Linked DNA regions of Mus musculus: all the other regions are linked to region 3. A link is a loop called in an ENCODE intact Hi-C map of the cell type or tissue named here. Cell type or tissue: left cerebral cortex. All regions are shown on one strand.

The links. Peaks named below come from ENCODE experiments on the same cell type or tissue, not always from the same donor. Only the 100,000 strongest peaks of a DNase experiment are listed, where the experiment ranks them.
Region 1: a loop joins it to region 3, with 6 times the contacts of the local background. A loop is called at or near these places in 30 of 42 quality-filtered maps.
Region 2: a loop joins it to region 3, with 3 times the contacts of the local background. A loop is called at or near these places in 8 of 42 quality-filtered maps.
Region 4: a loop joins it to region 3, with 2.5 times the contacts of the local background. A loop is called at or near these places in 8 of 42 quality-filtered maps.
Region 5: it touches region 3 in a loop (2.9-fold over the local background); 8 of 42 quality-filtered maps call a loop at or near these places.
Region 6: a loop joins it to region 3, with 5 times the contacts of the local background. A loop is called at or near these places in 10 of 42 quality-filtered maps.
Region 7: it touches region 3 in a loop (2.4-fold over the local background); 7 of 42 quality-filtered maps call a loop at or near these places.

Annotation. Positions count from the first base shown.
Region 1 is chr8:70,414,036-70,418,035 of GRCm38, reverse strand. All of the region lies in intron 1 of Crtc1 (CREB regulated transcription coactivator 1), which reads left to right. Among named protein-coding and RNA genes, the nearest start is that of Crtc1, 24 kb to the left of the region's middle. In left cerebral cortex, a CTCF peak has its summit at 2,351 (motif pointing left); DNase peaks (open chromatin) are centred at 875, 1,707 and 2,325; H3K27ac peaks cover 2,551 bases.
Region 2 is chr8:70,353,605-70,357,604 of GRCm38, reverse strand. No RefSeq gene overlaps it. Among named protein-coding and RNA genes, the nearest start is that of Upf1, 2.3 kb to the right of the region's middle. In left cerebral cortex, a CTCF peak has its summit at 2,353 (motif pointing right); a DNase peak (open chromatin) is centred at 3,384; H3K4me3 peaks cover 603 bases; H3K27ac peaks cover 1,014 bases.
Region 3 is chr8:70,502,994-70,506,993 of GRCm38, reverse strand. Crlf1 (cytokine receptor-like factor 1) reads right to left here. Exons shown (of 9, transcript NM_018827.4): 7 at 3,502-3,689; 8 at 3,355-3,397; 9 at 2,916-3,173. The coding sequence ends at 3,160. Rex1bd (required for excision 1-B domain containing) reads left to right here and starts at 242. Exons shown (of 5, transcript NM_025577.3): 1 at 242-332; 2 at 415-497; 3 at 1,034-1,238; 4 at 1,934-2,010; 5 at 2,485-2,699. The coding sequence starts at 261. The coding sequence ends at 2,557. In left cerebral cortex, CTCF peaks have their summits at 216 (motif pointing right), 1,929 (motif pointing right), 3,527, 3,729 (motif pointing right) and 2 weaker places; DNase peaks (open chromatin) are centred at 1,035, 1,938, 2,502, 3,745 and 2 more places; H3K4me3 peaks cover 1,393 bases; H3K27ac peaks cover 1,688 bases.
Region 4 is chr8:70,446,190-70,450,189 of GRCm38, reverse strand. No RefSeq gene overlaps it. Among named protein-coding and RNA genes, the nearest start is that of Crtc1, 8.6 kb to the right of the region's middle. In left cerebral cortex, a CTCF peak has its summit at 2,483 (motif pointing left); a DNase peak (open chromatin) is centred at 2,336.
Region 5 is chr8:70,329,936-70,333,935 of GRCm38, reverse strand. Gdf1 (growth differentiation factor 1) reads right to left here. Exons shown (of 8, transcript NM_001163282.2): 7 at 3,660-4,000; 8 at 2,344-3,237. The coding sequence starts at 3,954. The coding sequence ends at 2,459. It overlaps Cers1 (ceramide synthase 1), which reads right to left. Exons shown (of 8, transcript NM_138647.3): 7 at 3,660-4,000; 8 at 2,348-3,237. Upf1 (UPF1 regulator of nonsense transcripts homolog (yeast)) reads left to right here. Exons shown (of 24, transcript NM_030680.3): 20 at 1-43; 21 at 504-665; 22 at 746-963; 23 at 1,194-1,316; 24 at 1,457-2,443. The coding sequence ends at 1,313. Among named protein-coding and RNA genes, the nearest start is that of Gdf1, 16 kb to the right of the region's middle. In left cerebral cortex, CTCF peaks have their summits at 1,677 and 3,006; DNase peaks (open chromatin) are centred at 1,683, 2,244, 2,895, 3,318 and 2 more places; H3K27ac peaks cover 2,497 bases.
Region 6 is chr8:70,342,060-70,346,059 of GRCm38, reverse strand. It overlaps Upf1 (UPF1 regulator of nonsense transcripts homolog (yeast)), which reads left to right. Exons shown (of 24, transcript NM_030680.3): 2 at 1,695-1,834; 3 at 2,636-2,725; 4 at 3,883-4,000. Among named protein-coding and RNA genes, the nearest start is that of Upf1, 9.2 kb to the left of the region's middle. In left cerebral cortex, a CTCF peak has its summit at 2,192 (motif pointing left); a DNase peak (open chromatin) is centred at 2,146.
Region 7 is chr8:70,438,520-70,442,519 of GRCm38, reverse strand. Crtc1 (CREB regulated transcription coactivator 1) reads left to right here and starts at 2,947. Exons shown (of 14, transcript NM_001004062.2): 1 at 2,947-3,087. The coding sequence starts at 2,962. In left cerebral cortex, a CTCF peak has its summit at 2,069 (motif pointing right); a DNase peak (open chromatin) is centred at 2,828; H3K4me3 peaks cover 1,568 bases; H3K27ac peaks cover 1,080 bases.

The DNA of each region.
Region 1 (4,000 bases), 89 kb after region 3:
GTTCACAGATTATTCCCAACCGCCAAAAGATAGAAAAGCATGCCTAGTGTCAGTCATCTGAGAAATAGATAAACAGTGACGCTGTGTGCTCCTCCTGGGGCATGCAGTGAGCCAGATGGACCCCAAACACACAGGACATGACAGAAGCCAGACTTGAAAGGCCACATCTTGTATAGCTGTGGGGCCGAGAAATGTCCAGAACATCTAGAGAGATGGGAAGCAGGGTTGGGGCTGCCAGGGTGAGGAGGGACTGGCCCGAGCCCCTCGCACACTGTCCGTAGTTGCACCAGGCTGCCCCTGCCAATCCCTCATCACTGCCACACTTAAACCTCGGGTGCTCTAGGTTACTGGATTGTGCTCGGGTGGGTCCGTCAGGCATGTAGGGCACGTGAGAAAAACATATCCTGGCTCTGGCTCAGGCATCTTCCTTTAGACTTGCAAGGGAGCAGAGAAGGAGACGGTGGGTGGCTGGGGTGAGCACATGAGAGCCTGAGTGCTGGTCCCCACGCCCTGCTGAGCATAGGGTCCTGCCTTCAGTCCTCAATGGCTCGTATGGGTCCTGACTCCCATCCACGGCAGAGAGGGGAAGAATCTAGAGATCAGGTATTTCAAAGTCTTAGAATAGGGGCACACAAACCCTCTCCACAGGAGTGGATTGGATGAGAGGTTACAGTTCTTGTCCCCATCTTCCTTGCCACGCTAGAGCCCTCTCTTCCCATTGTTGGAGATTGTAGCAAGCCAGTCCTTATTGCCTGGTGGCTGGTTCTGCTCCACCTAGGTGAGCTGAAATCCTCGTGTGAGGCCATGACAGTGCAACAGCCTGGCTCTGTGGAATCTAAGAGCTTAGCTGTAGGGAGCAGATGGTACCTCTCCGGGAGAGCTTGGGGACGTGGGTGGTGACAGGGCTGGGGCAGCATGGGCAGGGGAGGCAGTCAAGGTGTCCGATGTAGTGGGGAAGGAGTCCCAGTCTCTATCTAGGCGTGGCTTCAGTGCTGTCTTAGGTCCCTGCCCTTGCACACACTCCCCCCAAGGCCCTTGTCCCTGCCCTCCTGCACTTCAGCAGCTCCTCCAACTTTCCCTGAGCTTGCTGCCTCCTGCTGTGCTTTTAGAATCCAGGGAGATTAGCTCTCCCTCTCAGAGAACTCTGGATAGGTGGCCCAAGGGTGGGGCCCCCCAGGACTGTGTGCTATCGGCCTCTCCTGGGGTGCATGCTGCCCTAACACTAGGAAGGCCAGGGTTAGTCTTTGAGCCTCTTTCTCCATTTCAGCCATTAGCAGAGGGGCAGCTGCCCTGTCCAGGCACAGCAGCTGTGTCCCCACCTGAGGTCCCGAGAGCAGCTCTTCTGGATAATCCTGCAAGTGTTTTTCTAGCTGCTTTCCTGCATAGCCAAGCCCTGCTTCTCTTCCAGGCTCTCTTCCTGGCTACCATGGAGGTGACAAGCAAGCAGGAGATAGCCCTCTGTTAAGGAGGTTCAGATGGTAAACTGAGGAATGGAGAGTTCCATGGAGCTCTAGTCAACTGCCATGCCCCTTGCTGGTTTCCATGCAGAAGCCCTGAGGTAGCTGCTGCTGGCTTATCTGATGCAAGGCTATGAGGCTGGAAAGAGCAGAGGGCCAAGCCAGTGGAAGGGAAAGCTGAGCGTGCAGGGAACACACATCCCTTTCGTAGCCTTCCCCTCCTACTCTTTCCTACTAGACTCTCTGCACAGGACAGAGCCCCAGTGTCAGCTGGCCTGCTCTCTTTAATATCTTTACAAGGCCAGCCTGTTGCCATGGTGACTACAAGCAGTCCTGGCCTGCCCAAGGCCACTCCATCTGAACATTGAGTCTAGGAGGGGATAGTGGGCGTGGGGTTGCTCAGATCTCCTAGGGAAAATGGGGCCTGCCAGGTCCTTTCCCCAGGAGATACCCAGAGTGGCTCCATACAAGGCCAGAGGTGGCTTTTTTATGACGCGCTGGTCATACCATCCCAGGGAGTTTAGCCAGAGGGATGCCTCCACTGAGCTGTCCACCTGGGGAGGTGCTCCATCTGCAGTGGGAGGGGGGGGTCCCCCGGCCCCCTATAAAACAGCCCCACCACCACCTTAGCTACCTCCTAGCTAGGCAGGCCATGTCTCTTTGGCAGGCATGCCTCTTTCCCAGGCGTGAGTTGTCCATCAGGGGAGTAGACTGTACTGTGTCTCCCCAGCAATGTGTCTTCATGCTCCAGAGGCAGGGGCTGTGACCTTATGCAGAACTGAAGTCCTTAATTAGGGGGCTGGAGAGATGGCGCAGGACTTAGGAATTGTAAGCACTGTTCTTGCAGAGAACCTGGATTCCTTCAGGCTCCAGGTGTTACAGTGCCCCCTTCTGGTATCTTCAGACATGTGCACATGCCTACACACAGACACCCACCCACCCATGTAATTAAAAATAGAATAAAATACATGGTTTTGTTTTGTTTTGTTTTGTTTTTGAGACAGGATTTCTCTGTGTATCTCTGACTTTCCTGGAACTCTCTCTGTAGACCCAGCTAGCCTCTGTCTCATAGATCCACCTGCCTCTGCCTCTTAAGTGCTGGTATTAAAGGCATGCACCACTATACCTAGCTAAGATATATGTTTTATAATATAGTCTCAAGGTGATTCCTGGGTTAAGGTGAGAGCCAATTCCCAGGGCTGGCTCAGTGCCCTTTGGTGTCTGTTTGGGTTGGGTGTCAGGAATTCTGTGGACACAAAATTCCCATACTTAGGTCACTTTCTGATTGGGGGTGCTATGAGAGTCTGCTAATTCTTCTAGAAACTTCTCCACTGAACTTGGTTGGGTTTTTTGTTTTTGTTTTTGTTTTTTTGGTTTTTTGAGACAGGGTTTTTCTGTGTAGCCCTGGCTGTCCTGGAACTCACTCTGTAGACCAGGCTGGCCTCGAACTCAGAAATCCGCCTGCCTCTGCCTCCCAAGTACTGGGATTAAAGGCCACCACCACGCCTGGCCCCACCAAACTTGGAATACCTGTGTAGTCTTCAATTTTTTTTAAAATCTACTTTTTTTTTTTTTTTTTGGTTTTTTGAAAACCTACTTTTAATAAGAGTTCTGAAATGCTTTAACCTTCCTTCTAGCCCATCACCCTCCAGAGATAGTGAAAAGAAATAGTGTATTAGGATACAGGGGAAGTGAACCATACCTGTTTAGAAACAGTTCTTTGGGACGAGTTCAATCTCTAATTGTCAGGATATCAGGTGTCTAGTTCAGTTGTGTCAGGAGAGCAAACATGAATCAGCAGTGGTGGCATGACCCAGCAGAAACACCCAGGCCTCAATGAATCAGCACAAGTCAGCAGGAGCCACCAGGACCGGCAGGAGAAATTCTATATTATGCCTCTCTGAATGAAGTGAAAATCAGCAAAGATGAAGATATGAGTGAGACACTGAAGCATTGTAAGTCCAGCCATGCAAGCTTGCCATCAATGTTGGGTCCTATGTGTACTCCCTCCTCCAAACATCATGTGTCCTTCCATGGGTATTGCCTCACCACGTGAGTCTGTCTTAGCAAAACTCAGCCGACATCACTCTGCCAGTCATCCCAAATCTGAGGAAGTAGCCAGAAGCTGCCAGAAAACCACCAAGAGTTTTGGTGCATTTCTATGAAGTGAGGACAAACAATGGTAATTAAGGAATGGCAAGGTGTACCAACACCATCCAGTGTCGCCTGCGTCTGTTGTGTCCTTCTTGACATCATGTGTCTTCTTACATGTTTGCTTTAGCAAAACATCCTCTCACATGTGTCTGCTTTAGGAAAACATGTCTGCCCCAGCAAAACACCATCTGACAAAACTGACTTTCCAAAGAAGCCACAGGTTTCCACTTCACAGCTGACTCCACCAAGCTGTGGGGATCATCACAGTGGCGTAGGAGTCGGAGGAGTCTATGGGTTCTTGTAAAGCTGACCTTTCTGGGTGCTGCTGATCATGGGGCTCAAAGATACTGAGGTCTGTGCCATGCGAACAGAAGACAGAAGTGGACATG
Region 2 (4,000 bases), 150 kb after region 3:
CAGAAAGCAGGCTAAGCAAGCCATCAAGCAGCCCCCCTCCATGGCCTCTGCACCAGCTCCTGCCTCAGGTTCCTGCCCTGTGTGAGTTCCTGTCCTGACTTCCTTCATCAATGAACAGTGATGTGGAAGCTTAAGCTGAACAAACCCTTTCCTCCCAACTTGCTTTTTTGGTCACAGTGTTTCATCACAGCAATAGAAACCCTGACTAAGACACTATCTCTCAAACTCTTGATTCATTTATTTGATTTATTTATTTGCTTTTCAGATTGTTTCATTATGTAGACCAAGCAGGCCTGGAGTTCTTAGTCACCTGCCTCATCTCCAGAGTGCTAGGACTAAAGGTTCTGGCCTTCTGTTTTGATTTTTAAAAATCTTTTAGATTTATCTTACAGGTCTGGATGTTTCCCTTCGGGTACCTTTGTACATCACGCTTGTACCTGGTGCCCATGCCAGGTACCCATGGAGATCAGAAGAAAGTATCAGGGGTTACAATTGCCACGTGGGTGGGGTGCTGGGAACCAAACCCAGGTCCTCTAGGAGAGCACCCTGTGCTCTTAACCTCTGGGCCATCCCTCCAGCCTCCTATTCTGATATTTTTTTTTTTTGAGAGAGAGGGCCTCTCATAATGTTGCACAGGCTGGGATAGTGAGAAATTTTACAGTTTTGGTTTCTTTGAAAAACACAGAAATATTATAAGACAATGTTTTGGTCACTTTAATCCCAGGTGTGGAAGATGGGGCAGCTTTGTTCCCAGTGTCCATGGCAGCTGACTATGATTTGTCCTGTGCTCTAGCAGGGGCGTGATTGTGCCAGCTGCAGAGAATTTCTGTAACTGTGTGGCTCTGGAACACTGGGGACTTTTCAGAGGGTATACAAATGTGAAAGCCCCAAGAGGGGTGGGGTGTTGGTTAGTGATTCGTTGCAGTTTGCTATGTAGTTACGCACAAAGAAGATACACAACAAGAAGAAATTAGATATCCTGATGGCAAAGATCAAAGCTGCCTGCAAGGAACTCAATAACTCCTAATCAGCAGGAAATATTCTAAACCTATTGTGGCCCCCTTTTCAATCCCTGACTTTATTTAAAGATCTCTTTCTTCCTTTCCTCTCTGTTTTTTTTTTCTTTCTTATCTAGTTTTAGGGGATTGAAATATTGGAAGAAAGAAGAACCCACAAAGTATCTACAAGCTGGTCTCAAATTTGTTCATCTGAGATGACCTTGAAATCTTGTTTATCTCCTGAGTGCTGGGGTGGGGGAGGGGGTGGGGCCAGCTGTGCACCACCACACCCAGCTTGTGAGAAGTTGGAGACAGAACACAGGGTCCTGTGCAGTCAGATAAAGAGGTGTCCTACTCAGTTACCAGCACTGTACAATAACTGAGCTCCAAGCTGAGCCCCAGTACCAGACTTTGGGCCACTTCATTATGTATCTTTCCTGTCTTGAAGTCTGAGACCCACCAAGTGGGTTCATCTTCCCATGGCCGGAGGTTACAGACCATCAGACATGAGTCAGTATATAAACTACAGGTCTGGCCATTTTTCCTTCCTAACAAAGTCTATTATTTAAAAATAAGAGAAGGAGAAGGAGAAGGAGAAGGAGGAGAAACAGAGTGGCCCCACACTTCCTCTGTGACCTTAGTTTAACAAAGCACACATTGCTGTGACACTGGGACACTATTGAGAAATCTCAGACATGCATAGCCTGAGCACAAGCCTGTGTGTACAGGACATTCGCCACAGGAGCCCTTGACTTCAGACGATGCTAGGTGTGCCTCCTCACCCTCCAGCTTGTGTGAGGCAGGGTCTGTCTCAAAAAACAAAAACAAAATTTTTTTTGGTCTTTTTTTTGTTTGTTTGTTTTTGTTTTGTTTTCTCTGTATAGCCCTGGCTGTCCTGGAACCCACTTTGTAGACCAGGCTGGCCTCAAACTCAGAAATCTGCCTGCCTCTGCCTCCCAAGTGCTGGGATTAAAGGCATGCACCACGCCCGGCTAATTCTTTTCCACCGATTTCAGTGGGACTGAGAGCACACCATGTGCCACATGCAGGATTGGAGGACTCCTGCCTGAGAAGAGGTCTTGAGCAATTACTTGTCTTGTTTAAAGATTTAATTAATTTTTTTTGGGGGGGGGTTCTAGAGACAGGGTTTCTCTGTGTAGCCCTGGCTGTTCGGAACTCACTCTGTAGACCAGGCTGGCCTCGAACTCAGAAATCCACCTGCCTCTGCTTCCCAAGTGCTGGGATTAAAGGCGAGTGCCACCACCGCCAGGCTTAATTTTTTGAGACAATGGTTCTCTTGTTTATCCTGAATCTCACTTTTTTTTTAAAAAAAAGATTTATTTATTTATTATATGTAAGTACACTGTAGCTGTCTTCAGACACTCCAGAAGAGGGCGCCAGATCTTGTTAGGGATGGTTGTGAGCCACCATGTGGTTGCTGGGAATTGAACTCAGGACCTTCAGAAGAACAGTTGGGTGCTCTTATCTGTTGAGCCATCTCACCAGCCCCGGAATCTCACTTTTTAAACCAGGCTGGTCTCGAACTCTCAAAGATCCTACTCCAAAAAGACAACTGAAGTCTGGACTCTGGTGGTTTAATCTTATATCCTGTTGACTGACCCAAGAGGTTGATGAGATGGCTCAGTGGGTAAAGGGGCTTGTCACCAAATCCGAGTTCCATTATTAGGAGAGAACCAATACCTGTAGGTTGTCTTGTGATCCCACACATGTGCTGTGCATGTACAAGTGTGCCCACACACAACTAAATAAATGTACTAAGAATTGAAAAACAACAAAGCAACAGAGAACCTTTTATTGAGCAGTGGCTACAGGCACTACTGTCCCTCTATGGAAGGTTGCAGCGAACTGGGCTAACTAATCCTTGGCCTGATGGAACATTTACTTATCTGTTTTTGTTTGTTTCATTGTGTTTTTTAGCCAAGTTCTAATATACCTCAGGCTGGCCTCAAACTTGCTATACAACTTAGGATGACCTTGAATCCTTGCTCTGTCTCCATCTCCAGAGTCCTGGGAGACTGCGCCTCTACACTCAGCATCTGTTTTTGTGTGTTTTGAGATGATGTAATGTTGGGTGTCCTGAACTTCGCTCTGTAGACAAGGCTGGCCTCAGAGTTACAGAGATCTCCCTGCCTTCGACTCCTGAGTGCTTGGATTTTAAGGAGTGTCCTTACTGGGAGATCCACCCAAGCAGAGGCAGCCACCCTCCTGGGTTTTTCCCTCGCAATAAATCTCGTGTTAGGTTTGTTGTGTGCTGTGACTTTGTTCTATTTCTTGGCTCCCAATTGCCAGGATCTTTTGGAGCACAGCTGAAACACTTTGGGGAACCACCTCCACCCCTCCCCCTGCCCAAGCAGAGCAGATACACTTCTGTGGGGGGAATGCCTTTCCCTTCAGAGCTGCAACACTTACACTTCCTCCACTGAAGAGTGGGAAGGAAACCCAGGGAGGAGTGTTTCTCTAAGTCTCGCAGCTGGCTGTGGATGCTCATCAGTTGGTAGCTTCTGCCTAGCACACAAGAGCCCTTAGTTCCGTGGTCAACATTGCATGTACACCTGTCACCCCACCACCAGGCACTTTGAGGCAGGAGGATTCCCCCGAATTCCAAACCAACCATGGTTACAGTGTGAGACCCTCAATCAAAACCAAAACAGGCCGGAGAAATGGCTCAGAGTTGTGCACCCAGCGCTTACAAGAGGAGCTCACATCCATTCATAACTAGTTCTAGGGGACCTGACCCCTTCTCAGCGATTCCCAGGCTAGCTCGGACCAGTGCGACTTGATCGCAAGACAAAAGAAGCATTTATCTTCACAGGCTTCAGGAGTGCTCGGGGTAGCAGTGACTACCATTTGGCAGAGTCCCCGCTCCCTACTCATTTATTCAATCGATGAATACTGAGAATGGCCACGAGCCAAGTGACAGACGGGGTAACTAAGGTTCAAGGAGTGCAGGTGCGTGGTCCCCGTGCCACAGGCTCCACACC
Region 3 (4,000 bases):
TCTGGCGGATGTACACAGCCCTGGAACTAACCATTTAGTTGCTTTAGAAACTATTTAGAGTTCCACCAGGCGGTGGTGACACACGCCTTTAATCCCAGCACTTGGGAGGCAGAGGCAGGGACAGCCAGGGCTACACAGAAAACCTGTCTCAAAAAAAAAAAAAAAAAAAAACGAATTCAAAGGCGCGCGGGCTGGTGGTGGACCTCCCGGCCGGCAGGGGGCGCAGCGGCCATTCCCTAGTGCCACTTGACTGCGCAGTCATGCTCACCGCCGCCACAGAGGTGTTGGCTGCTGCAGACGGTCCCGGGTCTGCGGAGTCCGCGTGGGCCTGGGTGAGCCCGGTTGCGGGTGGGACGGGCGCGGGGTGGCGGGATGGGCTCAGGACTCCGGCTTCATGGCCCCACACCCCCATAGAGAGACGCCCCGATCGCTACACTGGTGCAGAGGATTCAGCAGCTTCAGAATGAACGCGCACAGGCCTTCCGCCGTCTAGACCAGTGAGCGGGCTGGGCTGGAGGAGGGGGCGGGCCCTGGGAGAGCTTGCCTGAGGGGGACCTGAGGGGAGGCGGCTGGAGGCGTGGCTGGGAGGACCTAGGTTGTGGACTTGGTCGGAAGAGGTGGGGAGAGAGCCAGATCTGGTCCAGGAGATGCAGGAGTGCTGCTGCCGGGAGCAGGGCGTACTTGAAAGCGAAGTCTAGAAGGGTGGGTAAAAGGATCTGTGACACTGAAGCCTGTCTATTTGGGGGAGTTGGGTAGAGCTGAGGGTGTAGCTTTTAGTAGCAGGGTAGATAGGTGTAGAGCAGCATGTGACCGTGGGCGTGGCCTGGCGGGAGCAGCTGTGGTGTGACCCTCCACAAGATCCCTCATTTCTCTGAGTGCAGAGATGGTTAAGCACTAGCTCTGTCCTGACAGACCCAGTCTGTGGAGTTCGGGTTTGTCTCTTTCGAGTCGGGGGTATCTTCCACGTAGCTGGAGCAGGGAGCGTGGTCTGCTTGTCAGCGTGTCGATTCAGCATCCTCCCGGTCCACTGCAGAGCTCACCGTCAGTACCTGCTCAGTGGTCAGCACTATGACTTCCCGAGTTACCGGAGTGTCGTGCACGAGGTGACCCAGGCCTTCGCCGCTGCCTCGCGGGAGGTATTGGCAGTGGAAGCAGAGTTGGCAGGGCCTCGAGCGCAACCGGTGCTCGCCCGCCACGTGCGCAGCCTGCAGGAGCTAGAACAGACGCGCCTGGCCACGGTAAGACCACCACCCCTCTCCTTTTAGAGTGGGGCATGGTCCACAACCCATTCCCAGCCACCCCGACCTACTACTATTTTTGCCAAACACCTCTATGCATTTGGGCCCTCTCCCACTCTTTCCTGGCTAACTACATTTCCCTCCCAAATTTTTGCTTAATTATACCAGCCCCTCTGTAAAGCTGTCCTAAGAACTCCAGAAACCCAACGCATCGACCACTGTGGCTGTTTAAGTCCCTAACTCTGGGTTATCACCGTTGGAACCCACAAACTACTTCTTCCACAAACATCCTCAGACACTTGTCATCCTTGGTCCTTGACCCAGATCCCAAGACCCCACCTACCCTAACCTTATAGCCAGTGGTAGCAGGGGAGGAGCTTGCCCACTGTAAACCATGTAGCTCTTTGGTCTGGAATTCTTAGTGCAGAATCCCAAACTCTGCAGAGTTCCATTTCCATCCTAGAATTCGAACTCCATGTCCGGCCACTGGGGTGGAGGCCACACCCACCATACCTGCCACCATTCCCTGGTTTTTCCAAACTGTGACCATATTCTGTACCTCCTTCCATAGGAGAGCCCTAAAAGCAAGTCATACGCTACCTCCCACTCAAGCTCTGCTCTCCTTAGAGTCCACTCCTGGCCCTCCTTCCCTCTGTGTGGCTTTTGTCTACTGTAACTCCCATTTCCTCCTCCAGGTGGCACTGTTGCAGGTGATGGGGACACCAGGAGTGTCAGAACAGGACCCTGAAAAGTTGCACCAGCTGAAAATAAAGTGAGCCCTGTTGGCCCCTTGGCTTGCCACCTTAGATTGGCACCTTAGATTGAGTCAGCCCAGCGCAGAGCCAGTCAGAGAGGGCAGACACTCTGATGCACTCTGGTGCTCCCAGATGCGTACTTCCTAGGATGTGCATGTATATCACATCTCTTACAGTTTCCACTGCTTTCAGGAGTTTGAATGTGACCAGTCACTTGCTCCCCTGTGAACCCCTCTAGGTCTATTGCAGGTCTCTATGCATAGATAGGCATGCACAAACATCCCCTCCCCCCACCACCATGGCCTTTCCCATGAGCCTACTGTGACCCAACGAGCCACCCGGCCTCCTGGGCATGCTCCCAGGCTGGGCTTGAGGTTTGGCAGCAAGCAGGAGGGCCCAAGGCTTGCCATAGCCCCCCTCCCCGCTAGCTGTGCAGCTCAGCTAATTCACCCCATCTGGGTTTTATTTATAGTTTCCATCCGCTCTTGTAGGGTAATTAAAACCATGGAGGCGATCGGCGAGGTTCTGCAGGAACTCAGGTTTGATGCGGAATCTGCCGAGTGAGGGCGGCTCCCCAGGGACCAGAGGAAGCCGGGAAAAGAGGCCCATGGCGTCGAGCCCAGCCCTGACCGCCAGCTGGCTGAGGTCGTGCCCTGCTGGGCTGCCCTCCAATGTGCCTCACGCAATAAAGAATTCTCCCTCTGCAGCTTTCCCATCAGCTCTGTATCTTGGGATGGGTCAGCCATCTTGGGGTGAGGGGGGATTCTCCAGGGAAACAGGGAGAGCAGGTGTAAGATTTCACACCCCCAAGGAGTTCTGGGACAGGTAGTGTTCTAGAAAACAGGATCGAAATTTATAGGTGGGGAGGGGGTATGCTACCCCTCCCCCCACCCCAACACATAGGCCCCAAACACACTGGCCATCGGGACCTGAACAACTCCTTTATTTATTTAAAGAGACTCTTGGGAGGCCCTGCAATACCCCAACCCTACCCACACTGGGGTATATCCAAGTGTGACCATCATGTGGACCAAAGCTGTGGTTGTGGGAGCTCATTGTGCCCCAGCCTCTGGTAGGTTTCTTTGTTGCCCAGATGGTACAGAGGGGCTCCAATTCAGGTGAGCCTCCAGGTCTGACCCAGCAGGAGGATGGCCTATCCTTAGAGTTTAGCCGGCAGGACCTGAGGGCAGAAAAGAGGCCACATTAAGCCTGGACCCTTCAGCAACTTGATGATGCAGTAAAACCTGGGGCTCTTTGCAGTAGGTGAAATGAGCACTAAGAGATCCCTTTGAGCAACACCGAAGGAGGGGAAAGGGCCTCATCTAGACTGCTGTAGGCCCCACTCACCCAGACCCCCTTACCTCTCGCCGCACCCCGTCTGCCCGAGGGCAGGATCCCCTCGTCCTGTGCTTGGAAAGAAGAGTGCGGTGTTGTGGAGGCTGCTCACCCGGGTCTCTCTCTTCCTCTGCTCCTTTACCCCCCACGCAAGCCTCCCCCAACTTTCCTACCTGGTTTCGGGTCTTGTGTGACTTCTGCATCCAAGCACGCCACTGGTCGTACAGGCGGAAACTAAGGTTCGAGCAGTATGCGTGCTTCTTGAGCCAGCCGAGGAACTGCTTGAGCTCGCGCCGCACCGGGCCCGAGCTGGGCTCGCCGCCCCGCGGCTCGCACACCCCGCCGCCCGGGCCCGGGCGCTCTAAAGAGAATGGAGCGGCAGTGTTGGGGCGCGGCCAGCAGGAGGCGCGCGCGGGACGGCGGCCTCCCATACCAGACCAGCTTCGGCTGGGGAAAGTTGGGAAAGGTGTCAGGTGTGGACCCAGAGTCACCCAGAGGAATGGCAATGCCACGGCGATGGAGACAAGCAAAGGAGGGAGTCAAATCAGTGGGAGGTAAAACCGAGTATTCGGTCGGAAAGGAAATCAATGGAGACTAAGTGGGGCCGGAGACTCTAGGGACACGGACAAAGCAAGGGGCAAACTAAGACAAAGACCTAGAAAGCAGAGATCT
Region 4 (4,000 bases), 57 kb after region 3:
CTGTGCCACCAGTGTGACCTGTGCCACCTGTGTGACCTCGGGCTTTGGGGGCCCCTCTATCCCTTTCTCTTCAGCTTCCCTGCTGAATGGAGAGCTGCAGGGCTTCTGAGTGTCAACTGGGCTGAGGAGCCAGGCTTGCTGGGCAGCCTGGAAGAGGGTGTGCACGAGAGGCTGGTGAGGGACCTCTCCATGTTGCTACAGCCCCCAGAAGCTTCCATCTCTGCTCAGTCTCTCTCTCTCTCTCTCTCTCTCTCTCTCACACACACACACACACACACATACAACTGCAGATAAGCCTCTGAGGCCATGATGGGTCAGATTCAGCAGACCTGTCTCCATTCTCCCGGATGCTTCTTCCAGTGCCAGACCCTTCAGGATCCTTGCCCCAGCCCAGCTCAGCACAGGGTGACAGTTGGGGACAAGTGACTGACACTTCGAACAGTTCTCTAAGAAGTCGGGCTGTCATCCCAAGGTCCCTTCCCTGTACTCCAGCTACCTTCCTCAGTAAGTCTCGGGTGGTGGCTACTAAAGCAAGGGCTGATCTATAGAAGAGTGGACCCAGGCTGCCAGGGGTATCCAAACAACCCACCAAGACATTGTAGCTGCCTTCTGCAGAGGGGCAGGGTGAAGTGTCTGCCAACCACAAGTCCCCCAGATCACATAGCACCTCACAACATCTTGTCCCCAATGAGCTAGCCAGAGAGCCTGCAGTGGGGCCAGGGGTGGGGGTGGGTTAGTGTATCTAACTAGGGCGATTGTGCAGAGCCATCTGAGCCAGTTTATGGAATGTTCTTGGGGGCCCCTGCCCCTTCCTTGGCGCCCACCCCACCCCCCTGAAGAAAGGAAAATTATTTTTTGTATTGTAAACTTTAAACATAAAAAAGCTGTTTTTAATTAGCAGAAGCTGACTTGCACGTTCAGTCAGTAATGTCTGTGTCCTTCAGAGAAAGGGAAACATGCCTGTGCACAGTATATGCATATAACACACACACACACACACACACACACACACACACACACACACACAAACACACACACACACACACACACACACACACACACACACACACACACACCCACCCCTAAGAGCTAGGGCATACTTGAGTTCAAGGACATACAGCAACTCATGAGTTAACATGGCCAAGATGGACATGCAAATCCATGTGCATCTGTGCACGGAGTCAAACGCACAGACTTTTACATATGGTTAAGGGCAAGCTCACCAAGCTGGGGTATGTCTCACTTAGGGTGGAATTCCTGCCTAGAGTCCCTCAGTGAACCCCTCAGGGGCTTAGGATATGGCTCAGGGGTGGAGCCTTTACCTAGAATGCCCCAGTGAGGGCCTGGGGGTGTGGCTCAGGGCTGGAGTCCCTACCTAGATTCTGTCAGTGAGGGGCTGGGTGGGGGTATGGCTCAGGGGTGGAGCACCTGCCTAGAATCCTCTAGTTAGGTTCTATGGGTGTGGCTCAACGGTAGAGTCCCTGCCTAGAATCCCCCAGTGAGGGACTGAGGGCAGGTCTTCGTGGCAAAGGCGAGACCTAATATGACTGAGCCCCTGGTTTTTATCTCATTACACGTAAAGAAGCCAGCTCCTGTGTCTGGCAGATGCCCTTGGGCGGATTGGTAGCATCACCACCCCTGGTCTTTCTCTGTCTTTAATCTTACAGCCTTAGGCCCCTGAACTGCCTTGAGCCCAGGGACACTGTTTCCGGCTTCTTCCTAGAGGTCTGGCCAAGGTCCTCAGGAACCTCCCTCCACACCTGGGCTCTGGCTGTGGGAAACTGCCCTCTCAGGGGACGGTGGTTTGCAGGCCCGAGAGACAGGCCAAGTGTGACTTCCAGGGCCTCGCGGTGAGTCAGGCCACGGGGGCCTCCGGGGAGCTGTGTGAGGTGGGAATCCGCCTGGACCTGGCCAGCTTGGAAGCCCGCCCCTGGCTCTGCTCTCCAGAAGTCAGTTCCAGCTTGAACATTCTCACGGCTGAGATCCCTCTCTGTGCTCCCTGGTGCTGGCAGCACCTGGCCGCCTGTCTCTGCAGCCTGGGACCTGGCCGAGAGGGACCCCGCCAGAAGATGCCCATACACAAGAGAAGTGAATGCCAGTCATCATTCTAAATCTGGTGTTTGTGGCACTGTTGTCGCTTGGCGCCAAGCTACCTTACCACCCAAGTCAGGGCCCCTGCTTAGCCCCTCCTAGTGCTCCCAGGGGCTGACCCAGCAGCCACAGCTCCCTCCACACCACCAGAGCTCTGATATGCTGCCAGCAGCCATGTGCCCAGCCCTGGGGGTTGATTTAAGATTCGGTCCGAACCGTTCTTGGCAGTGCCTTTGGCTGGGATTGTTTTTCAATCTGGGCACAGCTCCCAGCTCTGGCCAACAAGCTCTGAGGGGTCGGAAGTTTCTTGGGACAGGAGAGAGACTTTGTTGCCCCCTCCCCTTTCCTGCTCCTTCTTCTGCTGACAGGATGCCAGGGGCTTCTGCAGCCATCTTGTGGCTGTGAGGAGCAAGGTACATGAATCACACAGATCTCCTGCCTCCCGAGTCTTAAGTCACAGAGCCACCCTCCCATGAACCTCAGACTTTTTGTTACCCAAAATGCTACTTATGACAGTGGCCAATGGCCGGATGGTGGTGGCACGGGCCTTTATCCCAGCACTTGGAGAGGCAGAAGCAGGAGGATCTCTGAAATTAAGGCCAGTCTTGTCTACAGAGTGAGTTCCAGGACAGCCAGGTGAAACCCTGCTATCAAAACCCAAATAAAGACATAGCAGCCAGATTTTGTGATGGATGAAACCAAATAATTAGAGGGACAGTGAGACAGCGAAGAGGCAACTTGAATTTGACCCCTGGCCCCACATGATGGAGAGACAGAACTGACATCTGCAAGTTGTCCTTTGAACTCCATATGTGTTCCATGGTTTGCACACACCATGCACATTCACATAAAATGAAAATTGGCATACAGCTGAGTGCCATGAATTCAGATCTCAGCACCCATGAAGAAAACAGTGTCTGTAACCTGTGGAGAGTGGAGGACTAGTGATTCTGCAAAGAGATTGGCTGAGAGGAGAGAGCAGGACATATGATGTCATCTGCCTCCACTTGTGCACAGTATAACGTGAATGTGACATGTGGATCCATACAGAGCATTCCCCTAGTGAGTGTGAAGCCCTGCATTCAATTGTTAAATAACACACTTGCACATACAGCCAGGACCCTCAGCTGATGCAGGAGGATGCAAGTTCAAGGCTACCCTGGGTTACATAGGCAGAGTGGGTTAGGATTAAGAAGAAGCAAGAGGATGAGACAGCCAGATGCTGAGCTGAAAGGATGTCATAGTCCTGGAAACTGAGGGCACTTCTGTTCTCACACCATGCTACAGTGCTACAGTGAGTGTATTCGGGAGAGGATAGCACACAGGAGTTGGTTCTCTTTTACTATGTGGGGGTCCCAGGGACTGAACTCAGGTCTTCATACTTTGTGGCAAGATCCTTTTATCCAAGGAGCCATCTTGCCTCTTCTACTATCATTGAGTAGAAAACCCACAACTGGTGACCCCAATGTTCTTAGTACTCTTCTATTCCTGGGAAGAGACACCATGGCCAAGGTAACTCATAGAGGAAAGAAAGAAGGAGGAGGAGGGGGAGAACCCTGTCTTGGTTAGGGTTTTACTGCTGTGAACAGACACCGTGACCAAGGCAACTCTTTAATAAGGACAACATTTAATTGGGGTTGGCTTACAGGTTGAGAGGTTCAGTCCATTATCATCAAGGCAGAAACATGGCAGTGTTCAGGCAGGCATGGTGCAGGAGATGCTCAGAGTTCTACATCTTTATCTGAAGGCCACTAGAAGACTGGCTTCCAGGCAGCTAGGATGAGGGTCTTAAAGCCCATGCCCACAGTGACATACCTATTCCAACAAGGCCACACCTCCAAACAGTACCACTCCCCAGGCCAAGCATATGCAGGCCACCACAGCCCTTATGTTGCTGCAGTGGCCATCT
Region 5 (4,000 bases), 170 kb after region 3:
GAGGCCATCATCCCCGGGTCTGTCTATGACCGCAGCAGCCAGGGTGAGTCTTCCTGGCCAGAACCCATGTGTTTATCTTCCCACGTCCCACTCCGAACCTGTTGCCCCATGGGTGGCCTCCGTCTGGAACTTGTCCAGTAGCTTCTGTAGCTTCTCCAACCAGGTCCCCAAGAGCTGTTCTGGCCTCAGCTAGTGGTTTGGGCCATGATCCCTTTAGAACTGCTAAGGCCACCTGTCTGCCTGAGTGCTGCTGCCCTTGTATCCTGCAACAAACCTGTGTCTACCTCAGCTAGGCTGGCCTCTGCTTTCTGGAAGCTTCCAAGTTTGTCTAGAAAGTTCCATCGTGGCCAGATCTCACCAACCCTTCTGTCATTTCTTACCCTCTACCAGCACTCTGCATGTCAAGACACACTCGACCTCCCTACTTGTCTGGCTGGCCCAGCAGCTAGTTCATGGCAGCCAGTGTCCACTGGAGCCCTGCATCTGACTCAAATGTTTTGCAGGCCGGCCCTCGAACATGTACTTCCAGACCCATGACCAGATTAGTATGATCAGCGCAGGCCCCAGCCACGTGGCTGCCATGAACATCCCTATTCCCTTCAACTTGGTCATGCCTCCCATGCCGCCACCTGGCTACTTCGGACAGGCCAACGGGCCGGCAGCTGGTAAGCGGTTTTATCTCTACTGCCCAGGCTCTCCTCCTAGCTTTAGGTAGACCTTGCCATATTTCACTGCTGTCTTTCAGGTCGGGGCACCCCAAAAACCAAGACTGGCCGTGGGGGCCGCCAGAAGAACCGCTTTGGGCTTCCTGGGCCCAGCCAGACCACCCTTCCCAACAGCCAGGCCAGCCAGGACGTGGCCTCCCAGCCCTTTTCACAGGGTGCCCTCACACAGGGTTACGTGTCCATGAGCCAGCCCTCTCAGATGAGCCAGCCTGGCCTCTCCCAGCCAGAACTGTCCCAGGTGGGCCTGCATCCTACAGCAGAGAAAAGGGGGTGGAGGGGTGAGGGGACACATGAGACCATGATGCTGCCTTTCTGAAGGGTGAATGAACTCTACTGCTATGGATCTGAACCTGTCACCCTGCCACTCTGGCTGCAGTATGGGGTTTCTTCCCATCCTCGGGTCTGCGGACTGGGTGGCTGTGGGCTACTAGCTTTCCTGGCCATGTTCACACTACCTTTGCCTTTCAGGACAGCTACCTCGGTGATGAGTTTAAATCACAGATTGACGTGGCACTCTCACAAGACTCCACATACCAGGGAGAGCGGGCATACCAGCACGGCGGGGTCACCGGGCTGTCCCAGTACTAGAAGGCAAGTGCCCTGGTGGGTTCAGCTCTCTGCACACGTGTGCAAACAGGGTCTTCCCAGACAGACTGGGCAAGTAGATATGGTGTGTTGGCAGGTCCTGCCTCTACTGGCCCTGACACCTCTAACCCTGTCCCTGATCACAGGTAGCGGAGGAAGAGCTAAGCTATGTGGCTTAGTCTATCAGCATCTTATTCTGGGTAATAAAAAATAAAAATAAATGGATACCTGTTTTCCACTGCTAAAACTGAAGCACCACTGTGTGAGCAGCCGAGGAGAGGAGAGGAAAGAGGAGCGAGAGCGAGCAGAGAGCGGCCAGGGAGGACGACAGAGCGGAGCGCCGAGGAGCGGGCGCCCCCTGTGGGCGGCGAGAGGAGAGAGGCCCGCACCGCTGCGAGGCCGGCCCAGCGCCGTGCCCGCCAGAGGGAGAGGCCTCGCCAGGACCGGCCCCGCTGTTCTTTTTCTTTGTTTCTCGTGATTGAGGGGCTACGTTTTAGCAGGACGAACTTCGCGTTTCTGTGCCCAAGCGGGCGGCCAGGAGCATCAGTGCGCGGTCCCAGCGCTAAGGGGTTTCATTTAAAGAAAATACGGTGTTTGGGGTTTTTCTGGTTTTTCTTTTTTTTTTCTTTTTTTTGGTTTTTTTTTTTTGTTTGTTTGTTTGGTTTTTTTTTTTTTTCTTTTTGGTTTTCCTTTCCTCCCCCCTACCCCCTTCAAAGATTCTTTCAAAGGAGTATGGGAAGTACTTGGATCGGTTTGTCTCTAGAGACCTGACTGTTAAACCTGAGAGATGCGAGAAGCTTCCGGGAAAGGCAGCGCTGAGAAGCCTGAGCCCCGCAGCCTGGGATCACCGCCTGCACCGCAGCCGGAGGATTTGTTTTTGAGTTTGAGCTTCAGAGGCCACAGGCGAACTCGTGAGCACGGCCTGCGGGTTCTTCCCCATCGAGGGTGGAGGCCTCATTGCTGGGCGCCCTGCCCCGGACCCCCACCTCCCGCGGCAGCCACCCAACCCCTACCCAGGCACACCTGCGCCAACGCAATGGAACTTAATTTTTAGTCAAATTTGTTTTAAGCTTTTTGTCACCAATAAAACATGAACAAACAGTCCCTGCTTTTGCGTGGGGCGGTCCCTGAAAGGGTGTCCCGGGTGGTCAACGGCAGCCACACTCATCCACCACCATGTCTTCGTAGTGTCGCAGGACCACGTTGTCACTATTGTCGAAGAAGAGCACGGAGATGGGTGATAGACGCTCTGGCACGCAGCAGGGCGAGCCTGCACCCGGGGTGGGAGCAGCTGCGTGCATGAGCGCGCGCAGCACAGCGTGGTTGAGTGCAGGCGGCCCGCCGGGTCCCCTCAGCGTTTCGGGTAGTGCGCACGTGCCCTGGCAGAAGTTGGCTAGGAAGCCACGCGGCGCGATCACCCAACGGTGCCAGCCCACCTCACGGAAGCTCACATGCAACCGTCGGGTACGACAAGTGCCCACTGGACCAACTTCTACCCTGGGCTCCGTGTGGCGCCGCAATCGCGGCAAGGGACACAGGCGTGGGTCCAGCGTCACCAGCAGCAGGGAGGCCTCAGCCAGGCGCCCACAGGCTGCAGTGGCCCCAGGGTGCAGTGACAGCGCCAGGCGCACAGTACAGGGCACTGATGCGTTGGCGGCTACTGCAGTCCCCAGTAGGTCTGCGCGCAGGAGCACCCCTGGTGGCGCCGGCACGCGCAGCAGCTCAGGCCCTGGATGCTCTGCGTCGGCCCACAGTGCCACGCTTAGCTCCCACCCCCCTGTATCTTCACTCTCAGCCTCCAGCCGCAACTCTAAGCGCGCGCGTGTTGGGCGCTCTGTGGGCTCCACATTCGACAGGTCAAAGACGACTGTCCACTCGGGGCACAGCCCCGAGGTCCTGGCGGGTTGTGCGGGCCTGGAGGACAGACCTGGAGATGCAAGGAGAGAGCGGACATGGCGCGATGTCCCAGCAAACCGGCTGGGCTGAGACAAGGAGGAAGGGAAGTGTTGAGAGACGGGAGCCCCACTGATGGATGGGGTGGGGGCAGGGCACCCGCTGCAAAAAAGGGACACTGTAGGGCGCCGTGCCTACAGTTGCAGACATGAGCAGAAAGGAGACGTGCCAGCCAGGACCTGGAGGCCCAGAAAAGTGACCTGAAGGAAGGCATCAAAGGATATGAAGTGGCGGGATGGGGGCAGGGCTGAGATTGGGCACTGGGAAGCCACTAGCACGTGTCCTTGCTTTTAGAGGACTATGAAAACAGGGCCCCAGCTAGTTACCAGGCTGGACAGGTGGTGTGGGGGACCCTCAGTCTCATGGACCCTTGTCCAACCACAACCCCCTACTCACCGCTGTCGGGGATGTGGCGCACAATGTTTCCGGCGACCCCTAGTTCCTCCACGTGGCATGGCCGCAGAGGGCGTCCCACTCTGGCCTCCTGGGGGTCGCGGCGACGGAATAGGCGCCACATGACAGGAGGCACAGGTCGGTGTGTGGGGACGCTCCGGGGCGCTTCGGGAAGCCCAAGAACCTGGAGCAGGGCGGCAGCGGGGCCCATGGATGCTGGCGCGGGGGCCAGGGTCGTCGAGGGCAGCAAGAGCAGGAGGAGGAGGTGGTCGCAAAAACGATGGCAGACAGGGAGCATTTTCCTCCCAGGAGGTGTCCAAGAGAGTCAGCGGAGCCCACTGCGT
Region 6 (4,000 bases), 160 kb after region 3:
CCAAAGCTACTGACCCATAGGACTTGGCTCAGGGAGGTGAGCCAGTCAAGGTCTGTAATAATCCTACTTATAGACACTCCCTAGTATCATCACACACAGACAAAGTTGTGTGTGGCTCTGAAAAAGGGCTTCTTCTTTTCCTTTTTTGGGAGGGTGGGGGTTTGGTTTTTGGTTTTTTGAGACAGGGTTTCTCTTTGTAGCCCTGGCTGTCCTGGAACTTACTCTGTAGACCAGGCTGGCCTAGAACTCAGAAATCCACCTGCCTCTGCCTCCCAAGTGCTGGGATTAAAGGCATGTGCCACCACTGCCCTGCTGAGAAAGGTTTCTTTAGTGGCCATGTGGGACAGGCATTTCTCAGTGAGAAATAATGTCGCCTACATGCTCACTTAGAGGCATCCAGCCCAGCGTGGAACTCTTCATAATCCTCTGCCTCCAATACCTGCCTTGCTCTGTATCTTTCGTCAAAGTTTTAAAGAGATCCTTTGCGTCGGGTGGTGGTGGCGCACGCCTTTAATCCCAGCACTTGCGAGGCAGAGGCAGGCGGATTTCTGAGTTCGAGGCCAGCCTGGTCTACAAAGTGAGTTCCAGGACAGCCAGGGCTATACAGAGAAACCCTGTCTCGGAAAACAAACAAACAAAAAAAGAGATCCTTTGCAATGATTAAATGGTGTGGTCCAGAAATTGAGGCCAGGGCTAGAGAGAGCACTGGTAAAACTCCTGCCTGGTACATATGAGGCCCAGGCTTTGTCTCTAGTGCTGAGGAAGATGAATGCAGAAGTTATGTTGCATCTTCCTTGTCTAAAAGCTTTTAGATCGCAGAGCACACTCCCCTTTGCCTGTCTCTAAAATCAGTACAGACCCCGGATGATTGCAGCCAGGCTGAGTCCCCATGTGTCCCAGTCATAGGGTGTATTTTGGTAGTGTTGGGAATTGACCCAGGGATCCTAGCCTTTCTTGGGCACCATGTTTAGGGTATGAGAAATGACTGGTGATTGTCTGCATGCAGCTTGGAAGGCTCATATCTATACTGGGAAGTGGCTGAAGGTTGAGGCTGGGGGCTGAACAGCATGACTGATAACCATAGTGAGAGCTCACCATGGTTGATCAGGAGGTGTCTGCTCCTATCTCTTATCTTGAGTCCTGGTACTTGCTACTTCTAGGCTCCTGAAGAACCCGGTGGCTAAGTGTTGGGGGGATGCTGACTTAGTGCTCTGGAGCTGAAGTTCCTGGGGTGATGGTGGAGCTGTGCCCCCTCAGGCTAGTCAGGTCTCTGTGGTGGGACTTCAGTGCAGACATCCTATGCTGTGACTTTGAGGAACTTCGTGGCTATATGTTCCTCACCATAAGGCACAACCTGGGCATGGAAGGCAATAGCTGCCTGGTTTCTACCTCAGCCTGCACAGCCTCCATGATAGTAGGACACAGGCATATGTCATTGTGTTACATAGTGATCCCTACAGTGGTATGACAGGTTTCAAGCAATCATCTTGTTCTGTGCACTTAGGCTGTGGGGACAGTTGTGGCTTGGCTGAGAGCCCCATGGCCATACTGAGTGGCCCCTTGTTGCCAGCCAGCATTGACTCTTTAATCCTTTTGCTCAGTAGAGGAGCACGGGATTCAGTAGCATAGACCTCAGGAGTGGGGCCTCTGGGTGCCCTTGGTGGCCTGCACTGGTGATACTGTGTTCTCTCTAGGTTGGACCAGAGGGCATCTTGCAAAATGGGGCTGTGGATGACAGTGTGGCCAAGACCAGCCAGCTGCTAGCTGAGCTGAACTTCGAGGAAGATGAAGAGGACACATACTACACTAAGGACCTCCCAGTCCACGCCTGCAGGTATGCTGCAGGGCTCCAGGACCAAGAGGTGGCCTGCTTCAGAGTACCGGTTCCTTGTTCAGAACCCAGAGCACAGTACCTAACACCCCAGATTCATAGGGTTCTGTGGGTCCCCTGCCATAGCCACTCAGCAAGGACCCTGAAGAGCCAAGGCAGGGCATGGATCCTGACTAAATCAGCTCCATCAGGGCCACATGAGGGCATTGGAGGCTTAAAGAGTTGGAATGTCCTTGTTGTGGAATACCCAGCTCAGCTAACTTCACACCCACCCACCCACACACACACCCAGCAAGGCCAGAGCTTGTCTTTACTAGGGTTTTGTAGCCATCTGCCGCCCTCTACAGGGCTGTTTTGGCCTCTCCTCTCCACACCTATTGCTTTCCGTTATAATGGCTCTCTCCTGGTTGACAAGTGTTTTCGAGGATAAAACCAGAGCTACAGGCAGGCTGATCTGGGAGCCCTAGTCGTCCTTTCCACCAGGAATAGACGAGAGAGCCCAGTGAGAGCGTTTTCTGGTTTGACACCTCATGGCCCCAGCCTGCCGGTGCACAACAGAGCTATGGAGACCCAGTGATTCAGGGGCCTCCCTTAGCCTGGGTTGGGCCTGAGCATTCTCTGGTTGCACAGTACCTGCCTTCTGGAGTCAGGTGCTCCCACAACCTTGTTAGAAACTTGCAGGCTGAAGGGAAGGGGCCAGGATTGCCTTGGGCCTGTGCCACTCAGGCATCTGTGTTGCCCTCACACTAACCAAACCTGAAAGCTGCAGGCCAGTACTGACTGTTGATGTTTGGGCTTTTCCAGTTACTGTGGAATCCATGATCCTGCCTGCGTGGTTTACTGTAATACCAGCAAGAAGTGGTTCTGCAATGGCCGAGGAAATACTTCTGGCAGGTAGCTGACAGCCATGCATGTGTGTTTAATCAGCAACACTAGGGCTGCTGTGAGTTACGGTGTTGTTGGAGCAAAGCTGGAATGAGATGGTGCTGGTGAACCTGGGCTCCCCCTTTGACTGGTGTAACTTGAAACAGATGGTGGCGTGTGAACGCTTCGACATGTTTATCCTTGATTGATTCTCTGCCTCGCTCATTATGTGAGGAGTTTGGCTTAATTCTGTTCTCAGGCTGTGCCTGCCTCTCATGAAATGAGGCTGGCATGGCCTGCCTGTCCTTGTTCCTGGGAGGTTGAGGGCATCCAGCTGAGCCAGTTGACTTGATTGTCTCTGGAACCAATGGTTCAAGATCCTAAGTCATTAGGAACAACTAGACTCATCCCTATATCATGCTGGCTCTCCATGCAAGTGTCAGTAAACACTGTTGGAGAGAAACAACTGAGCCAGGTGTGCCTGTTTCCCACTGCCACCAGGGGTGTGGCTTGTTTCTGAGGACATTCTGTAAAAAGAATGCCACAGAAGGTTGTAGGTACCAGGTCTACAGTGAGGCAGGGATTATCATCTTTAAAAGATCTTAAAGTCACTTTCAGGGACCAAGACATCCCATTCTCAGAAGGAGGAGTAAGACCTACAAAGCTAAGAATGGCTGGATGGTCACTACAGTGGGGGTTTCATGGGATCATACAGAAAGACAACTAAGACAGTCAGGAAGAACTGGCAGAGCCTGTGGGCCCTGAGGTGGCCAGCCAATGTGGGCCACTATTGGGGTAGGCCATGTCCTCATATGTGACGGGGAAGGGATGGGAGCTATGGTCCTTAGGGCAGCTCCTTGCTATAGAGACCAGGAGGTGACCTGTTTGTTTAAATAGGCATGGAAAAAGAGGACCTGGAAGGAGCCATTTTTGCTGAGCATGGCTGCCAGAGGTTAAGTTAGCACCATGTGCTGGGGCTAGAGAAAGAGGAAATGGAGGGGTTGTGTGAGTCAGTGAACAAGCGAGCGGGGCTGAGGCTCCCTGGGCACCTGTGCCCCTGAGGTGTGACCATCTGGCCTGTGCTGACAGACCATGAGCAGTACTGGACATTTTGCATGGGGTAGCCGACCTGGAGGTGCCGAGAAGCCAAGCTTGGGGTGTTAACTGCGATGGTTTCCTGGTCTCAGCCACATTGTGAATCACCTCGTGAGGGCAAAATGCAAGGAAGTGACGCTGCACAAGGACGGGCCTCTGGGCGAGACCGTGCTGGAGTGCTACAACTGTGGCTGCCGCAACGTCTTCCTG
Region 7 (4,000 bases), 64 kb after region 3:
CTCTGTAACTAGAGCTGCAGCTGCAAATGGTTATGAGCTGCTGTGTGGAAGATGAGATTCAAACCCAATTACCAACTGCCTTAGTCACTGTTCTATTGCTGTGAAGAGGCAACTCTTACAAAGAAAACATTTAATTAGGGCTGGCTTACAGTTTCAAAGGTTTAGTCCATGATCGTCATGGTGGGAGCATGACAGCATGCAGGCAGACATGGTGCTGGAGAAGGAGCTGGGAGTTCTACATTGATCCATAGACAGCAGGAAGAAAGACACTGGGCCTGGCTTGAGTGTTTGAAACCCCAAAGCCACCCTTAGTGATACTCTAACAAGGCCACATCTCCCAGTCCTGCCTAAGTAGTGCCACTACCTGTTAATATGTGCCTACAGGAGCCATTTGGTTGTTTTTTTTTTTTAAAGATTTATTTTATTTATTATATGTAAGTACACTGTAGCTGTCTTCAGACACCAGAGACGGAATCAGGTCTTGTTACAGATGGTTGTGAGCCACCATGTGGTTGCTGCGATTTGAACTCAGGACCTCTGGAAGAGCAGTGAGTGCTCTTAACCACTGCTCCATCTTAACCATCTCTCCAGCCCCTACAGGAGCCATTTGTATTCAGACTACCACACTTCCTACTGAGCCATCTCTCCAGACCCTGCCTGGGAACGTTCAATCCTTCTGCCTCAGTTTCCCCAATGCTGGCATGACAAGTGTGAGGAAATAAGGGAGGGGGACACCTGGGTGTATGATTCTCTCCATATCTCCCTCATCCATCCTGGGAGGCAGTGACCAATGGATCCAGTCGTCGTCAGGCCATTGTTCCACCACTCTGGGGGATAGGACTGATAAGTTACAGCCAAGGCTGTGGGGTGAATGGAGTGAGGACACAGCCCCCAGGTGGTTACCTGCTGACCTCTACTCCCTCCCAGCCCATGTCTGCTCTGTTCTCCTGTGTCTGTGATGGGTTCCCTTCAGACCAGAGTAAATGGCAGAGACAGCTGGTGTTTATCAATGCACATTAATTTCACTAAAGCCTTCTAAAGCCATGGGAGACAGCCAGGATCACAGTCAGAGCCCAATTATAGCCAGGGGTCCCCCTTCCAGGCAGCTGTAGGCTTTGTCTGTGCCTTTGACCTCTCAGGACAATAGTGAGAACTAGCTGGTAGACAGAAGTGTGTCCCATCTCCCCTCTTCCTGGCAGAGATGGTGGTCTCAGGCATTGCCAGGTAGGAAAGATGGACCTAAGTAAATTTGGAAGGACACAATGGCCCCAGTAGCGGAAAGGCCTGTGTCTCCAGCTTCACACAGTTCAAAGTCTTACCACCTTGAGGCTCTGTTTTCCTCTGTGTGGTCTGGGTTTCATACAGTCTCCTTCAGCACAGCATGTGTGTGTGTGTGCATGTGTGCCACAGACATGTGTGCCTTTTTCTGATCCCTTCTACTTCTTCATGTGAAGCAGAGCATCCCACTGAATGGAACGTGAGGCTCCCCTTTCAGTAGAGTGATTGGCCAGTCCCCTATCTGCAGCACTCAATGGCCACGCCAAACTTTAATGTGTGTGCCTGTACAGCAAATGCTAGCATAACGGAGCCTTCTCTCTAGCTCTATTTGTTTTTATTTATTTATTGCTTGCTTTTCTTTTCTTTTTTTTTTTTCTGAGGCAGGGTTTCTCTGTGTAGCCCTGACTGGGTAATCGCTTTGTAGACCAGGCTGGCCTTGAACTCAAAGAGAACTGCCTGCCTCTGCTGGGATTAAAGGCACGTGCCACTATGCCTGACCTTAGCTCTCTAATTTTTCTTTCTTTCTTTTTTTTCAAGACAGGGTTTCTCTGTAGTCCTGGCTGTCCTGGAACTCACTCTGTAGACTAGGCTGGCCTGGAACTCAGAAGTCTGCCTGCCTCTGCCTCCTGAATACTGGGATTAAAGGTGTGTGCCACCACTGCCTGGCAATATTTTTAAATTTAAAACATTTATCTATGTATCTCTGTGTGTGTGTGTGTGTGTGTGTGTGTGTGTGTGTGCACATGCTATGTGTATATTTAACTTCTTGCCAAGGCCAGAAGAGGGCGTTGGATTTCTAGAACCTTAGTTGCAAGGGCATATGAGCTATTCCATGGGATCACAAAGTCAGGTCTTTCTCGAGGACAGCAGGTGCCCTTAGTCTCTGAGCAATCTTTCCATCTTTCCAGAGAGCCCCCCCCCATTTGTCTTTTTTTCTCCGTGTCCTGTGTCACAGGCTGGTTTGAACTCACTCTACAGGTAAGGGTGGCTTGAATTCCCCATCCCCTTGGCTCCAGCTGGTCGTACCATCATGGCCAGTACTGTCTTTTTTCTTAGAAGGCGCAGCACATTTCTCCCATTTGAAACTTTATTATAAGTGTGGTGTGTGTGTGTGTGTGTGTGTGTGTGTGTGTGTGTGTGTGTGTGTGTATTGCTGGGGACCGAACCCCGGCTTCTGTGTGCCAAGTCAGGCTCTGCCCAGGAACTGTACTTTGGGACCCCTGCTCAATTCCTGGTAGGAAGTCTGCTCCCTTCCCCGGCTGTGTAGCCCAGGGCCCACTCTGTTCATGCCTGTGCCCTGGAATACAGCAGGCGCGCCAACAAGTCCTCAGCGAATGCTGGAGTCCAGTGAATGCAGGCATCAGTTCTGCCGTGTCCTCTGCCACTCAAGTCCCTCGCTGATGGGACAGGACCCGGACCGCTGTCCAGCGAACCACGCGCACTGCAGTGCGCCTGCGTAGGCACGCCCCTCCCAGGCTCCCGACGCGTTGCCCAGGCACGCGCAGGCGTGTTCACCCCAACGCCACACGCCTCTCCCGCGCGCCGGCGCCACGCTCTGGGCCGTGCTTGCGCCTGCGCGTTCTCTCCGGCCGTGGGCCCGGCCGGCGCCTGCGCGGTGGCTCCCGAGAGTGGGGGGGGCCAGGAGGTGGAGGAGGAGTAGGAGTAGGAGGAGGCGGCGAGAAGATGGCGACTTCGAACAATCCGCGGAAATTTAGCGAGAAGATCGCACTGCACAACCAGAAGCAGGCGGAGGAGACGGCGGCCTTCGAGGAGGTCATGAAGGACCTGAGCCTGACGCGGGCCGCGCGGGTGAGAGCGCGGGGGAGGGGAGGGGAGGAGGGAGGGGAGGAGGAAGAGACGCGGGGGCGGGGCTGCGGCCGCCGCAGGTGTCCCCACGCCGCCACAGCGCTGAGCGGCTGCTCGCGAGATTGCTCTTTGGACTTGACAGGTGGTCCCATCGCAGCTACCTGAGTGGACTGGTGTCATCTATTATTGTTGTCTGAGGGGACATGTGCCATCATCATAGCTATCAGAATGGACACGTGTCACCCCCCTGATTGCTACCTGATGGTACAGGGACTGCATCATTGCTACCTCGTAGGACCTACGACTCCATCATTGCTACCTGAGGGGGCAGGTGTCACCCTTCATTGCTACCTGGTGGGGCAGGTGTCACCCTTCATTGCTACCTGGTGGGATAGGTGCCACCATCTTTGCTACCTTCAGGGAGAGTTGTTCCCTTAGTGTTATCTGTGTGGATAAGTGGCCCCATTGTTGCTACCTTGAGGGGATAGTTGTCACCCTTTATGCTACTTGAGTGGACAGGTCTCCATTAATGCTACCTGAGTGGACGGTTGTCACCCTTCATTGTTACCTAAAGGAAAGGGGTCCTTTCATCGTTATTTGAGGGCACAGTTGTCACTCCATTGGCACCTGAGGAGGAGGTGATACTGTATCATTGTCACCTGTGCCTTCCTTGGTACTCCTACTTCTGCCGTGAAGGAGATGTTATCCCTCCTGGATAGCTGAGGATATCCCTCCTCCATGTTTGGAGTCAGCATAGAGGTGGCTGCTTGGTTCCCATGCATGACAGGGAACAGCTGCCAACAGACTGGGTGGCTGGGCCATTTGACAGGCATAGCTGGCCTTGCTAGGTTCTTGGCCAAGTGGAGTGGATGCGGAGCCTTATCCTTCCATGTCAAGTGTGTGTCATCAGACTTTC